Linked DNA regions of Homo sapiens: region 1 is linked to region 2. A link is an interaction called in ENCODE POLR2A ChIA-PET data of the cell type or tissue named here. Cell type or tissue: HepG2. All regions are shown on one strand.

Region 1 (5,000 bases), 58 kb before region 2:
AACCACAGGCCAGCGCCTTCCAGCAGCAGCCCTGGAGGCCGCGAGCCTGAAACCAAGGTGTCAGCAGGGCTGTGCTCCCTCTGGAAGCTCTAGGTGTTGGCAGGGCTGTGCTGCCTCTGGAGGTTCTAGATGTTGGCAGGCTGTGCTCCCTCCAGGTTCTAGGTGTCAGTGGGGCCGTGCTCCCTCCAGGTTCTAGGTGTCCCGGGGGCCATGCTCCCTCCAGGTTCTAGGTGTCCCGGGGGCCATGCTCCCTCCAGGTTCTAGGTGTCCCGGGGGCCATGCTCCCTCCAGGTTCTAGGTGTCCCGGGGGCCATGCTCCCTCCAGGTTCTAGGTGTCAGTGGGGCCATGCTCCCTCCAGGTTCTAGGTGTCCCGGGGGCCATGCTCCCTCCAGGTTCTAGGTGTCAGTGGGGCTGTGCAACCTCTGCAGGCTCTAGGAGAGGCTCCATCCTGCCTTTTCAAGATTCTGGTGGCCCCAGGCACTCCTTGGCTTGTGGCTGCATCATGCCAATCTGTGCCTCTGTCGTCACACGGCCTCTTGTCTTCTGTCTTCTCTTCTAGGGACACTTGGATTTAGGGCCTACTGGGTAATCTGGGATTATCTTATCTCGAGAGCCTCAGGTTTGTTTTTTTTTTCCCCGAGACAGAGTCTTGCTCTTTTGCCCAGGCTGGAGTGCAATGGTGCGATCTCGGCTCCCTGCAACCTCCGCCTCCTGGGTTCAAGTAATTCTCCTGCCTCAGCCTCCCGAGTAGCTGGGATTACAGGTGCGTGCCACCATGCCTGGCTAATTTTTTGTATCTTTAGTAGAGATGGGGTTTCACCACGTTGGCCAGGCTGTTCTCGAACTCCTGACCTCATGATCTGCTTGCCTCGGCCTCCCAAAGTGCTGGGACTATAGACGTGAGCCACCGCACCCGGCCTTGAGAGCATCAATTTAATTTTACCTGCAAACACTGTTTTTCCAAGTAAGGTCACAAATAGGCTTCTCAGGGTCTGGATGCAGACCTGTCTCCTTGGGGCCCACCCATTCAACCCATTACACTTGCTGTTATGGACTGAATGTTTGTGTCTCCCCAAAATTCCTATGTTGAAACCCTACCCCAAAATGTGACGTTATTAGGAGCTGGGGCCTTTTGAGGTAATTGGGTTTAGATGAGGTCGTAAGAGCGGACCCTTCATGAATAGGATGGTCCCTTTTAAGAGTACCAAAAGGGACTGCTTCTCTCTACTCTCTGTGGATGTAAGGGTACATCTCTGCTGTGTAATGGTACAAGGAGAAGCCACTGGAACCTGACCACGCTGGCACTGGGCTTCCAGGCTCTGGAGCTACAAGAAAGAAGCCCCTGGGTTTACAAGCTTCCCGGGCTGTGGGATTTTGCTGTAGCATCCTGAGCAGCTGCCTAAGACTCCAAGCAGATAACTACGCTTCCTGAAGCCTCACTCTGCCCATCTGTAAAATGGGGAAACCGCCTCTGCTTTGAGGATCCTATTCCTGCAGCAGAGCCGAGCAGCCTAAAAGCCCTGTCCCCAGCACAAGGTGAGTGACCCACCCGTGGTCTGGTGTCAGCTGCTGTGGGTATGACTGCCACCCCTGCTTGACAGGTGAGGAAACTGAGGCTCTGAGAGGTGAAGGGCAGGTCCCGGGGGTCCAGGCTGAGAGGGGTTCTAGTCTAGCGCTCCCAGCTCCCACATATGGGCCTCACGAAGCACAGGGACTGCTGAGGAGGAGGTGCCACATTGGGTCCAGCTGGGGTTGCCTGGCGGGTGACGGCCACTCACCAGTGGGTGGGGCTTTGTAGGCACCTGCAGGAGAGGCTCCAGCAGGAGCTCCAAATGGGGACATGGCGGGCATGAGGGACACTTTTCAGGCTGAAAGCCCCACAGTCCCTGTTCTACTCCTGCTCTGACCCTGCTGGGTGCCAGCTCTTGTTCTCCAGCCCCCGTAGTTGCCCGTTTGGCAATTGACTAAGAAGAGTTTTTGACACTTTGCTGTCGCATGGCTGGCTTGTGGCCTTCTGCAGGGGAAGAGGCCGCCTCCCACCTTGCTGCCTCCATAGCCAAGGGCTGTGCCTGCCTTTGGTTTCTGATCATAGAAGGAGGCTCAGTTTTACCCCCCTGCTTGGGAAGCTCTCTAGTGCTGCGGTTGCATTTTTCCTTCAATATTTTTAGCCCAGCAGGAAGGGATAATAGCGAGAATCGTTCCTTCAGACTGGAGAGCGATCATCCGGTGTCTGCTGGCTGTGAAGGGATCCATTTGGCTTTCATTTTAGTGGGTGGTGGGGGAACGGGAAGAATCGCGCCCTCTGCTTGGGTCCGTCTGGAGTTGGATTGTCCAATTGCGCTGGAGATAGGGCGCTCCAGAGAGCGTGCGAATGCCCTCATGTTGACCTCGGAGGCCGCTTTCCGGAAGGGGGAAGAAATGGAGAAAATGAGGTGGCAGAGACAAGAGCCCGTTTCACAGATGGCTTGTGGGCTGCAGCAGAGAGGAGGGGCTGAGGTCCTATGAGAGCAACCCGGAGGGCCGAGGCGCAGGCGTGCGTCTGGGCTAATTGCTCAGAGCCAGGTGGCCAGAGAGTAGGATTTGAACCCTCCGGCACTCGGAAGCCGGCTCAGGGAAGATGGTTATAAAGAGAAATACTAGAAAAGCAATTTACTGCTAGCTTTATAGAAAACCTTTGGTTTGACCCTGACCTTGAAGTCCCGATTGTGTGGGCCACTCTTTATACCCCCCGCCTTGGCTTAAACCCACCGTCGGCAGCAGAGGTGGGTCCTTGGAGGGCTTCAGGGGAGCAGGCGTGGAAAGCTGAGACCTCTCTCAGCTGCTGGCTCTGAACACGCACGGCTGGGCGGCGGCCTAGCATGCAGTAGGTGCCTCTTATTCGGTGTCTGACTGTGGACTGGAGGCGGGTGCAGAGTTGAATAGGAGCCTCCCAGCTGCCCACCTGCTCCACTCAGACTTCCAAATGAGGCTTCTCCAGAATTGATTTTTCTTGCTGGGTTTCCTCTCGAGTGCTGCTGAGGAAGGACTTGACCGTCAGGATGGAGAGGGGCAATGCTGCAGCTTGGCCTGGCCCTGCCTGCCTGTGCCAGGGGTTGCTGGGCAGCCAGAGTGTCTCTCTTTTCTTGAGATCTTGACTTTTCAGCCTTTGAGAACCCACTCCTCATGGCTCAGGGGCTGTGGACAGACAGACCCTGGCAGCGGGTGGGAGCCCCAGCACTGGGGTTCCTGGACTTCACGGCTGCTGGTCCTTGCTGGTTCTCACCGGCTGGGCGCTTGAAGTTTGCAGCAGAGCTCGTTTGGAAATCAGGCTGCACAGGAGCAGACTGTGAGAAAAGCTGAGCGTGAAACCCCTAAACAGCAGGAGACGCCCGGGTCGGGGGCAGGTGTTCTGCCTCTCTGGGACCTCCTGGCCTTGAGCCACAAAGCAACCTTGCCCCATCCCTTTTTGGGGAAGATCCTGGGATTCTGGACCCAGGGCTGCCTGCGTGCTGCAGGTTGGAGTTTGGGGTCTGAGCTCTGGTAGCAGACATTTTGAATCCATGCCTCCGGGGCCCTGTTTTGGAGACAGCTGGCTGGGCCCTCTGAGTCTTCTGGCATCTTCTCTGGGAAGCCTGTTTCCCATCTCGCAGCAGCATTGCCTGGAGTGTGGTGAGCAGGTGACCCGCCATTCGAGGGGGCAGGTACAGAGGAGGAGAAAGGCCATTTCTTCCTTTCATGAGCTGGGCTTGGGTTGAAAGAGACAAGGTCAGGAAGTGGGGATAGGGAACAGTGTTCAGGCCACTGGAACAGCACAGTCAAAGGCTCAGAGCCCTAGCGGGTGCCACGTGTCAGCCACGTGTCTCCAGCATCCAGGGCCCCCAGCCCACCTTGAATGAACCAAAGCTGGAAAGCTGGGGGTGGGAGTGGCCAGGAGACCTTGTGGAAAGTGTTGGAAGGCACCGGAATTGGGTCAGGGCGTCCTCGGGGAAGGAGGGGAAGTGTGCAGAGACAGGGGTCCGGAAGCTTGCTAAGGGCAGGGACTTGCCTCTGTGGGTCTGACTTGGAGGGCTTCCTCTACCAGTGCCGAGGTGGTGTAGTGCGTTGTGAGTCGCGTTTTGGTAGTCATCCTGGGAGGTGCCCTGGGAAGCAGGAGGGCCCAGCGTAAGGGAGGAGCATGTTTCTCCCCAGGAGTGCTGGTGTCAGAGGGATGGAGAGGCACCCACCGACAGAGCCTGTGTGCAGCTAGCTCTGCCTTCACGCAAGCCAGCCGGGACCCTCCCTCCTCCCAGGTTGTCCGCAGATTAGGCTGCCTCTTGCCTATGCCGTGGGGCTCCCATGGGGACAGGACCAGACCACCTGGATTAGACCTGGGTCTTCCCCTCACTACCCTGATGAGCAGGGTGGTCCCTGAGCCGTTTCTCCACCTGTAGACCAGGGATACGTGACAGCTCGTTAGCAGGATGAAGCAGAGAGGAACGTCAAGGGCTTCGTGCTGCGCCAGGCACGGACTCAGCGGGCGCTGTTTGTTATGGGAGAAAGTGGAAGAGCCACCGGACGTTGTTTTAGCACATCGAGTGTTAGTGAGACTGAGAATGCTGGAAACCTTTACAGAATAGTGAAACGAGACACGCTGTTGTTGCAGCCCTTTCTGTCATTCCTGTGGACAAATGTAGCAGCCATGGCTCAAGCTGCTTGCTCTTGGTGGGGGGAGCTCCACTCCTGAGGGCACGCGGGCCGCCTGCCCTGCTGATCTGGCCTGCCCCTCTCTCTGCCAGTCGCCTGCCCCTGACCTGGGGGCAAGGCTGGCCCCCGAAGACCTTGATATGCACGAAGAAAACACCACCCCACTCCTCCAGATCACAGCAGGTAGAGCAGCTCCGCACCCCAGCTGGGCGAAGGGGGACACTCATGCGAGGCCATGCGCAAAGGCGGGTCAGGTTCATTACTCAGCCTGCTGGCCTGACGCCTTGGTCCTGGTGCGTGCGGAGCTGAGGAAATGGGCCCGAGCGAAGGAAGTTCA
Region 2 (5,000 bases):
GTGGGCGCCAGGATCTGGAGCCTCTTGGGGTGCCCTGTGTTCTGGGGAGAGGCCCACAGCCTTCCTTAGATTCCTGGAGGGGTTTGTGGTCCCCTTGGGGTTAAGGATCTGCCTGAGACGGTGGGGAAAGGGCTGGCCCCTCCTCCTCCTGGGAGCCTGTGAACCCTGCTGGGCCCTCATGCCTCCCTGGACAGAGGGCAACTGTGGCAAAATTTCCCAACAGCCGCCTTGTGCAGGGTCACCCGGGGAGCTCTGGGGTTTCTGGGGGCCTCTCCTTTGGGCTCAGAGGGCGTAAAGGCGGTTTCCACCTTTATTGGGCCCTGTGATCCTTGTGGCTCCTGTGGCCACAGTGTTCCTGTTGGTTTTGTGGATGGATGCACCCAGCCGCCTCTCCTGTCACCAGCCTTTGTTGAAGGAGCTTAGGTCTCCTTCTTGGGTCAGTTGCACCAGGTCTGGGTCTGGCTGCAGCCGGTGCTGATGGCCGGCACCATCCCTGGCCAGGCCGGGCCCCGGCTCCCCCATCCTTGGGAAAGGGTGGAACCCTGTGTGTCCACGGTCCCTGGATCCCTCACAGTGCACTTTAGAGCGGACATGGTGGTGGCAGTGGGTACTGTGGCGGATCCAGCGAGGTGACCTCTAGGGTCTCACCCGTGCAGCTTCCCTGAATTCTGACGGGCAGTGGAGGCGGGGAGTGGGGGATGGATTCTCAGCCATGGGCTGTGGGGTGGATGTCATGCTGCTTGGCGGGGTGGCCTTGGGCCCGTTACTGTCTTCCTTCTCCCCGAGCCTCAGTTTCTGCAGATGTAAGGTGGAGATTACGACAGAACTTTCCAGAGGTCTGTGAGGATCCGTGAGGTCCAGTAAAGCATTCAACTGTGTGTGTGGTACACGTGGGCGCCCGACTCTCGCCGCTGCTGTGTGGGTCAGGTGCGGTGGGTTTCAGGGGCGGTAGTTGGACTCTGGCTTCTCTGCCACTTGCTGCGATGCTGGGCCTCGGTCATCGCGGCTGTGGGTGGAATCACCGTCCCGCCACCCTCCGAGGTTCAGGCAATGAAAGCTGCCGTGTGGCGACGGAGGAAGGCTTGGGCTCCTCCTGGCCTTGGCTGGGCTGGGTGCTCGCCCCTGTTCTGCAGGCACCGTTGACTTCCTGCAAACTCCGTTTCTTGAAGGTGACCTTTGGAGCTGGCCGGAGTGGGTGTCGGCCATCTTGGCTCCTTTGTCTAGATTTTGCTTTTATGAAGGCCGGGGAGGGAGGGCTCGCCCCTGGTAGGCGGCCGTGCGGGGCAGGTCCCTTGCCACCTGAGGACCCCAGAGTTGTCGCTAGGGCCTCCTCCTCCACGCTGCCCCACCGTGGCGCTGCCCGACTGTGGGACCGAGGACCAGCTGAGGCCCAGCTGCTGTTGCCGCCGCCTTCGCCACCCGAGCCTCCTTCCTTCTTTCCTCCCTCCCTTTCTCCTTCTTCCCTTCCTCTTCAGCCCTCTCCACCCTCCACCCTGCAGCTGTGGGGCCTTTGTGTGACCCCTCCACAGCCTGAAGGCACCTGGCTGTCAGACTCCCACCTTTAGAGGCCTGTGGATTTGGGAGGGTGGCAAGAGGAGTCTTCGCGGGAGGTGGGACTCAGGCTGTCTGGTAAGTGCCCAGATCGGACTCAGAGCCATAGATCTTGGACCGTGCTGTCCTCTGAGAGAAAGGGCAGCTGAGTCCGCCTTACTGCGTGTCTAAGGGCCAGGGCCCCTCACCGCCCAGCAAAACCTGCTCCTCACGACCAGGAAGATGGTGTTCCTGGTCTCACTTTGAAGTCTTTTTGTGAGACATCATCCTGATGATAATTCTGGGGGTGGGCTCGGGCAAGTTCCCCGTGGATGGAGACCGCTTGGCTCTTTCTTTCCCCCTTACAAGAACCTGGAATGCTTTTTATTGCCAAGGCTGGGCCAGGTCCGCTTTTCTCGTCTGCAATGGCCTCTGAGCTGAAGCCTGGCCCGGATTCGCCCCTCCTCTTGCATCTCTGGCCTGTGAGTCCTCTCCTCCCTCTAGCCCTGCAGCTCAGCCTGCCCTGCCCTCCTGAGCTCCTTGTGCCCCTGTGTCCCTGTTGGAGCCGAAGGACAGTTGTCTCTGCTGGACTCTGACGCCCGATTCAGGCACGGAGACCCAGGAGGGACGGCCAGGCGGGTTAGGTGCTCGGCTGCCCTTTGGCCGAGCCCTGCATGGGGCCCAGGGATTGATGCAGATTGATTTTTGCTGACCCCTGGGATGATCTTGGCCAAGTGACTTAATTCTGTCTCCTCCCCAGTGTGCTTATAGACAGAGGTGTGTGCACTGGTAAGGGTGCTCTAATGAGTGTCAGCTTTCACTCCCCACCTCCTCAGCCCCCACATTTCCAAAATAAACAGAGGCTTGTTTGTGTTCAAAGGACACTCCTGGCTCACAAAGCCCTGCAGCCCTGCGGAAGCACCAGGAGGCCTCACTTCCTAGCAGCACAGCCCCATGCAGCCAACCCGGGACACCTGTTCCCACTGGCACCTGAGCAGGCCCCTTGCTGATCCCCACCCCTCCCCTCATCTCCCCTTTATCCCCCTCTACCCCTCCCCTGCACCACTGGCCTCTGTTCCATCATCCCCCACCCCGCCCTTGGGTCCCTTCCACCCCGTACCCAATGCCCCCATCCCTCTCCTTCCCCCTCCTCCCCACACCCCACCTCTTTCATCCCTTTCGTCTCCCCACACCCCTGGCACCCCGTCCTTTGTCCCTCTCCTCCATCCCCTTTTCCTCTCTCCCTCTCTCTCCACCTCTCCCCCGAATGCCTTGGTCCACTCATCCACTACTTTTACCCCTCTCCTCCATTCTCACTCCACGCCCTCTATCCCCACCTCTCCCAACTCCATCCCCATGCCTCCCCTCCATCCCTCCTCTCCATCCCCTTCCATCCCTCTCCCTCCATCCCCCTCCATCCCTCTCCCTCCCTCCCCTCCATACCTCTCCTTCCATCCCTCTCCATCGCTCCCCCTCCCTGCCTCTCCTCCATGCCTCCTCTCCATCCCTCCCCTCCATCCCTCCCCCTTCATCCCTCCCCTTCCATTCCTCCTCTTCATCCCTCCCGCTTCCCCCTCCATCCCTCCCCCATCCCCCGCCCTCCCTCCCCTCCATCCCTCTCCTTCTTTCCCCTCCCTCCCTTCCCTCCTTCCCCTCCATCCCTTCCCTCCATACCTCGCCTTCCATCCCTCTCCATCCTTCCCCCTCCATGCCTCCCCTCCATCCTTCTCCTCTATCTGTCCCCCTTCATCCCTCCCCCTCCATCCCTCCTCTTCATCCCTCCTCTTCATCCCTCCCCTTCCGTCCCCCCTCCATCCCCCCTCCATCTCCCCTCCATCTCCCTTCCCTCCCCCTCCATCCCTCCCCTTTATCCCTCCCCCTTCATCCCTTCCCTTCTATTCCTCCCCTCTGTCTCCCCCTCCATCCCCCATCCCTTCCCTCCATCCCTCCCCACCACCCTCCCCCCCATCCCTCCTGCTGAGAGTGGGAGGGAGGGAGGGAGAAGAAGCTGGAGCTGGAGACTGTGTTCCTGAGGGTGGCGTGAGTGCCGGGCCCTGGCAGCCCCCTGCACCCTTGTCCCCCGGGCCTCTGCTTGCTGAGCACCTTGAGCAGGGCTCTGGTGCTCCCTTGCAAGAGCCTTGGAGAGAAAATCTTCTTTGCCTTTTTTACATTTTTCACTCCTCTACCTTATTTCATTTAACTTCCCCACTTCAGACCAGAAAATGCCCAAATAGATATTAGAAGACCTTAAAGTATTTTTGTTTATCAGGTGTGAAAGGTGGCAGGTCCTTGCCAGTTTGCAGGGATGGGTGGCTGGCAGTGAGGTAGCAAGAGAGATGCCCCTCCGTAGTGCCCACATCCCAGGCAGTGCCATAGTCCCCACAAGCAGCTCAGGCGTGCTGAATATCTCACTCTGCCGTCACCAGCGTGCGGCTTCCACCTAAGTGCTTCAAGGTAGCTGCTGAGCTCCTGCCATCTCGTCCGTGTTCCATGCAGCAGGAAAGAAGCAGGGGAGGCAGCTGTTTCCTTTTAAGTGCATGACCCTTCCTCACCTCCCCTTCCTTTCTTACACAGTGTCCAGAGCGTGGTTCTGGGGCCATTCCTTTCTGCAAGGGAGGGTGGGGAGTGCTGTCTTTAGCAGGCAGTCCTGAGCCATCAAGCATCTGCCTCTCATGGACAAAGGGGAGAGGGACTCTAGGGGGTGGTGGGGGGCGGTCGTCTTTGCTCCAGCTAGGGAGAGCCGTGGCCCCTTGACCCTCGGCACTTTTCCCATTTCTGCTCTCCCAAGTGGTTTCTTCCTGCACCTCTTGGAAGGAAGAAATGTAGTCCGGGGCTGGGAAGCTGCAGTCCGTGCTCACTCCTGGACTCACAGCCACGATTCCTCCTGGTTGCCCCACGGCCTGCGTGAGACGCGCCGTCAGTCCCTCTGTGACAGGCAGCAAGGCTCCGTGTGGTCGCGGTGGAGCCGAGTTCTGGCTCCTCGGAAGAAACCACTGCCCAGACTCCCGGCCTGGGCTCCCTGGTTCCACCCCCTGGAGTCTCGGCTGTGTGGAGGGCTCTGTGCCCTGTGGATGTGCCAGGCTGGCACGATCCGTGCTGCCCATGCCCTGGCTGCCACTCCTGCCTGGGGACCTGCCTCAGCCCCTGCGAGTCACCATCCCACACCCTGGCACCATAGCCTCCCGGAGTGTGCCCATATCCTGTTAGTTACTAGCTAATTTTCCCAGCCAGGATGACAGGTCCTTCCACTGCAGAGACAGTAATTCGTGGAGTCATCCCAGGAGTGGCCCTGCGGGGTCATGTATTATTCATGGGAAACACTAATATTCCAGCCTGGAGTTCTTTTTTCATGGAAGCTGTGGGGTCTTCAGCCTTGTATCGACATTAACAGTTGAGACATGAGTAAAACACCATCACATCGGGGAAGCCTGATTAGGTTTAACGGGGGACAGAGAAGAAAAAAATTTTTT

What was found. Peaks named below come from ENCODE experiments on the same cell type or tissue, not always from the same donor. Only the 100,000 strongest peaks of a DNase experiment are listed, where the experiment ranks them.
Region 1: POLR2A ChIA-PET joins it to region 2 with 5 read pairs; 6 of 35 experiments call an interaction of 5 or more read pairs at or near these places.

The regions. Positions count from the first base shown.
Region 1 is chr9:133,948,242-133,953,241 of GRCh38, reverse strand. All of the region lies in intron 1 of VAV2 (vav guanine nucleotide exchange factor 2), which reads left to right. Among named protein-coding and RNA genes, the nearest start is that of VAV2, 42 kb to the left of the region's middle. RefSeq lists enhancers at 2,811-3,321, 3,832-4,341, 4,342-4,851. In HepG2, no CTCF peak of the experiment used is centred here; no DNase peak of the experiment used is centred here.
Region 2 is chr9:133,889,762-133,894,761 of GRCh38, reverse strand. The region is part of intron 2 of VAV2 (vav guanine nucleotide exchange factor 2); the gene reads left to right. Among named protein-coding and RNA genes, the nearest start is that of VAV2, 100 kb to the left of the region's middle. In HepG2, no CTCF peak of the experiment used is centred here; a DNase peak (open chromatin) is centred at 2,291; H3K4me3 peaks cover 351 bases.